Regions from separate parts of the Mus musculus genome. Here region 1 is linked to region 2. The links are chromatin contacts, found by Hi-C or POLR2A ChIA-PET in ENCODE. All regions are on one chromosome and are shown on one strand. The core of a region is the stretch at or near the end of the contact, and the rest is flanking DNA. Distances in the headings are between cores, read along the strand shown.

Region 1 (2,700 bases), core at 9-2,508, 40 kb after region 2:
CCTCCCAAGTACTGGGGTAAAAGGAATACACCACCACACCCGACCTCAATCTTCTAATTCTTCTTTTCAATGTTTTTCATGGGTTATGAGAAGCTAGGGCAGTCCAGTAAGTAATGGCCCCTCCAAATTCCACATATTAATCCCTAGGGCCTTTCATGATGATGAGAAATTAACAGTAAAAGTCAAATTATCATTAAGGTAATCAATCGAGTGACTGTAGAAATAGAAATGATTTTGAATCATCAGGTGTGTGTGCCCACACTGGCAAGGGACCTTAAAAGTGGAGGAGAGGGACCTGAGAGCTACAGGGAGGTGTGGCCAGGGACGAGAGGTCAGAGATATGTGACAGGACAGACTGTAAACACAGGGTGAGGAGCCATGAGCCAAGCCATGTTGGAGGCCACCAGCACCTGAAAAAGGGAAGGGCAGAGATTCTCCTCAGAGCCTCCAGAAGAGAACATGGGCCTGCTGACGTCCTGACTCCAGCCCAGTGAGACCTATTGTGACTTCTGACCTCCACCATTGTGAAATAATGAATGTGCGTTGTTTTAAGCCACTAAATATGTGGTAATTGGTTGCAGCAGAAAGAGGAATACAAACAACATTTTTGTACCAAATATCCTTAACTGTAGCACATTCTGTTATAACCTTTGGCTGAGAAATTGTAAGTCTGGTTTTTTTTCCAGGTGTAGTGAGTGTTTTAAATCTTAGCACTTGGGAGGCAGAAGCAGATCTCTGTGAGTTCAACACCAGCCTGGTCTACATAGTGAGTTCTAGGCTAGATAGGACTCCATCATGAGAACCTGTTTCAAAAGGAAAGAGGAGGAGGAGGAGGAGGAAGAGGAGGAGGAGGAAGAGGAAGAGGAAGAGGAGGAAGTCTCTTTAGAGAGATTGCTTGCCAGGCTATGTGGAATGATATCATGCCTTTGGAGGAGTGACTGGACTTGCTGACATGTCCCTAGCTTCGAGGAATGCAGATAGCAAGCATTTTTCCAGGTGGCACACTGAGTCCTGATTTTAACTGACCATGGAGACCAGGGGAAGCTACAAAATTCAGGGAGCGTGGTTGGATATGCAGTCCCAGGACCCTTAGTCAGTATGGTCCAGGGACTGTGGATCAGGGATTGGATGGCCCTCAGACTGATGTGGGATCTCCTTTGTTCTGCCTGGGATTCAAGATTTAGCTTCCAAGCCTCCTGTGTGAAACACCCTAGCTCTTTTCAGCTCTCAGGAAACTCCCTCTAAGCCTTTCCCCTCCCTTAGCCAGGGCCCCAGCCAGCTGCTTCGCCTCCTGTGCTGCGGTTGTTTTCCCTTGACTAGCTGTCAGGCCGGTCTGCAGAGGGCCAGCCCAGCCTGTTCCAGGCGTACATTTGGGGCTCAGCCGTGGATACATTTGATTGGTTGTGGCTGGATCCAAGGGGTCCTACACAAGGCCTCTTGCTTTCTCCTTTTAGGGAAGTTGGTTCTCTCTTGCTTGTTTCTCCTCCTCTCTCTGGACGCATCACCGGCAAATCTCAATAGGGCCCAGTGCCCGCAACCAGTCTGTGATTCACGCTGAGCCTGCCAGATTGCTCACTCCAAAACCCGTGTCCTTCCTTCCCTGGACACAGCCGAGGATCCTCCACCACCACAACCATCTTAGCTTCAAATGTGAAAATAAAACAGGGGGAAAAATCACCGTAGAACCATTTTTAGTGACTCATCACATGGAACCTTTGTGTAAAACCAAGAGGCTCAGATGGCAGAGAGCTCACCCAGTTAGTGTACCCAAAGCCCTGGGTGCCACCCCAGTACTGCATAAGCCTGAGCATCGTGGTGCAAGCCTGTGGTCCCAGCACTCGGGAGGCCCAGGCAATGGGAAGTGGAAGGGGCAGAATCGGAAGCTGAAGACTGGCTTGACAGAATGGTAAAAGTACTTACTTACTATGAAAGCCTGTGTCCTGAATTCTGTCCCCCAGAACCCATGGTAGGAGAAAACAGACTCCAGAAAGTTCTCCTCTGATCTCCACATGTGTGGGCACATGTGTAATAACATCCATGTCACGTCACTAGGGCTTACTGGTTGCCAATGTAGCCTGAAAACACAACTCTAGGCTCAATGAAAGACTGTCTCAAAGGTTTTTCTTTCTTTGTTCTTTTAAAAGATCCCTTCATTTCTTTTCCTTTAGATATTTAGGTGAACAGTAATAATTTTAAAATAGGCTTTAATTTGTTTTTTTTTTGGAGAAGACTTGAATTTATAGAGAATATATGGGGCTAATACAGGGTCCTCATGTATATCTCATACCCTTCCCCCTACTGTAGACTCACGCTGGTGGGAGACCTTGGTTACAGTGGGTGAGCCAGTACTGATGCACAGCTTTCACTAGAGGACACACCCACACTTTGTTTGGATTCTCTTAGCTCTTCTTACCTAAGAACCATCTTTCTCTGCTCCGGGACCACATTTCCTTAGGTGGGCCCAGATTCCTAATCTCCTTGTGGTAGGGATAGGTTTCAGGCTTTCCTTGGTTCTTATATTTTCTTTCTAAAATTTTTGCCTTTTTTTTTTTTTTTTTTTGGTGTGATGAACATTTTTGGCCTGCTTGTATATCTGTGCGTCTTATTCATATAGTGCTCACAGAGGCAAAAAACAAAACAAAACAAAACAAAACAAAAAAAGTACCTGATCTTCTAGGACTAGGGTTACAGATGGGTGTG
Region 2 (2,700 bases), core at 163-2,662:
GGTCTCTGCTTCCGATTTCTGCCTCCAGACTCCTGCCTTGACTTCCCTCCGTGATGGACTGCTACCTTACAGGTAAAATAAACCCTCTCCTCTCTAGGTTGCTTCCGGTTCTGGGATTTATCAGAACAATAGGAAGGAAGTTAAGACACACATTCTCATCACCAACATGCATGTCACTCATCAACACGTGCCTCTGGCTGAGAACAGACACTGCTGCCTAGCTGGGCACTAGATCACAACCTAGTGCCCAACTGCTGGACCGATTTCTCCAGCTCAGTTCAAAATCTTGCTCCCTCTGAGTCAGAGGTTCAGTCAGATTCCATCAGTGTGTGTAGTGTACATGTGGAAAGCCCTCCTCAGAGCAAGACAGCCACCATCTTCATCTAAGCAGATGTGAGAACTTGCGACCTCCCTTCCCACTCGACTCCTGACCTAGAGACCGACCCTGTTTATTGATGTTCCCTTATAGAAGGATGGAGCAGGGACAGTCACTGAATTTTCATCTCAATTCTGGCCACTCCCTCTTGTAACCCTACTAGGTCATTCTGTCCTAATTCCACGTGGTCACTGGAGGTGTTAGAGTAGTAGTCTGTTGAAGATTAGCTGAAGGGGATTCCATTTAGACAGTTAGGGGAAGTCATCCGCCCTGGGGTAGAAATTTGCAGTAGTGCAGCTGCTTTGGGGCCCGCCCACATTCCTGTAGGTGACTCCTTCCCCAGGCTCTGTAAGTCTGATAAACTCATTGGATCCCAAGCTTGATTTCAGGGAAAAGGTAATTTGGTGGTGGTGCTCTGGGAAGGAGACATAGATATTTGTTTATGCCCCATCACGGAAAGAGCTGTGGAAACAGTTATGTAACTCTTCCCGCTGGTGTATGACCAAGGTATCCTGAAAGAATGGGAAAGAGATGGTCAAGCCACAACTTAGGACGAAGAAGCACAGTAAAAGTACGCAGGACTCCTAAACATCTCCAGCATGAATCTTTAAAACTGCCTGGTGTGACTCCAGCGTCAGGTCAAGAGAGTCTGGAACTAATTCTATTGCTCTTGGCTAGATAGATGAGCGTCTGCCGTCGTGGACTTCCAGCTTTGTTTGAGTGTGGACAGGAGAAGGTGGAAGTCCGCAGATTCATGCAGAAGTTGAACGGGAAGTCTGTTGGGACCAGAGCCCATTTTAGATCCTTGACTTCTTTGTGAGACAAAAGTACTAACAGTATAGGAACCCATCCATGCAGGAGGTAGAGCAAGAGACCGCAGCAGCTGGGAAATAGGGTCACAGGGCTGATTCCCTGCGGATTCTGACGCGTGTGTGTGTGTGTGTGTGTGTGTGTGTGTGTGTGTGTGTGTGTATGCAAAGCAGAGAAGTGAAGGCTTCCAAGCTCCAGATAAGACCTCACGTCCCCCTAGCATGCACTTGCCCCTGCGTCTATAGCCCCCAGCAAGCGGCAAGCCAGGGCATCCTCGTAGCCAGGGCAGCCCTGGGCACGGGGGCCCCAGGCGCAGCAGCTCCTCGCAGGGCGGAGGGCGGCGCGAGGGAGGGAGCGAGGGACGGGAAAGGCGAGCGAGCTGCCTCAAATGCCTGGAATAATTCCGCTTCCGTTTGGAAAGCCGCAGCCTCAGTCCCGCCGCCGCCCGCCGCGGCCGCCCAGCTCCAGCTCCGCGTCCAGCCGCCATGGCCACATCCCCACAGAAGTCGCCCTTGGTCCCCAAATCACCCACTCCCAAGTCGCCTCCGTCCCGCAAGAAGGATGACTCGTTCTTGGGGAAACTCGGAGGGACGCTGGCCCGGAGGAAGAAAGCCAAAGAAGGTAGGAACAGCCGAGGCCGTGGGCGCTGCAGGGATCGGGAGCCTGGAAGTGGGAGACCCCCCTGGCAGTGCCTGGGCGCGCCTCTCAGTGTCCCCATGTCGCCTCCAAAGCCCTAACCGGGTCGGTGTCATCTCTGGTCCACAGGCGGAGCCCAGGCTTTGGGTGGCTGTTGTCCCAGAGCCCAGGCCCAGCCGGTCCCCTGTGCTCTCCCCTAGGCCGCTGTCCCCGCCCTCTGCGCGCCCGAGGACTGGCATTTGCCAAGTTTCTGCTGGAAAGTTTTCTCGGGCGCCGTCATTCCCCGCTCTCAGCCTTCATTGGTCTGTTGCGCCGTCGTTTCCTGGGCGCCTTCAGGTCTTTTGCTGCAGCTGCAATGGCCTCCTTGGATCTCTCGCGGGCTCCCTGGACTTGTGTGGACTTTGATGATCTGTATAAAATGTTAGTTGACTGACTGAGAGAAGAACGTGCCGAAGTTGGGGGGGGGGGGATTGAGGAATGGTGAGATAAACTCACTACACCTAAGGACTGTGACCCTGCTGTGAACCTGGACATTCCATTCCAAGTTTTATTTAAAGAAAAAGAAAAGATTTCTTTTTCCCACCACAGTGAATTGCAGCAATCTCATTTTTTGTTTCCAGAATAGTTTCTGTGGAAAGTACTTTTTCCCCCGTAGGCAGAATTTACAACTCACATTTGGGCGTAGGAAATGCAGTGATGATTCTAAAAATCAATGTGGCGATAGGTGTGTGAATAAAAAGGGGTTTAAAATGTTTTCCTCTTTGGCATGGCTGGGATTGGATTTAGAGGGCCTTAGGTCTACTGCGTGAGCACCGCGGTCTTATTCTTTCTCTTTTGAGACTCTTTAGCCTTGTGCTTAGTCTTGTGTAGCCCAGGCA

What was found. Hi-C counts contacts between places; a loop is a spot of excess contacts on that map. ChIA-PET counts read pairs that join two places held with the same protein, here RNA polymerase II (POLR2A).
Region 1: a loop to region 2 is called in a map of heart, with 2.0 times the contacts of the local background. The contact joins the enhancer-like site here to the promoter of Parva in region 2. A Hi-C loop is called at or near these places in 3 of 37 maps with a recorded cell type or tissue (all heart). POLR2A ChIA-PET finds 5 or more read pairs at or near these places in 2 of 5 experiments (Patski and embryonic stem cell).

What each region holds. Positions count from the first base shown.
Region 1 is chr7:112,466,478-112,469,177 of GRCm38, forward strand. The region is part of intron 1 of Parva (parvin, alpha); the gene reads left to right. Among named protein-coding and RNA genes, the nearest start is that of Gm45998, 16 kb to the left of the region's middle. Within about 2 kb of position 1,259, at least 1 of the 3 ENCODE cell types and tissues checked has a DNase peak (open chromatin) inside an H3K27ac peak, as active enhancers do; it is heart, where a contact is called at or near this core.
Region 2 is chr7:112,426,294-112,428,993 of GRCm38, forward strand. Parva (parvin, alpha) reads left to right here and starts at 1,413. Exons shown (of 13, transcript NM_020606.5): 1 at 1,413-1,807. The coding sequence starts at 1,672.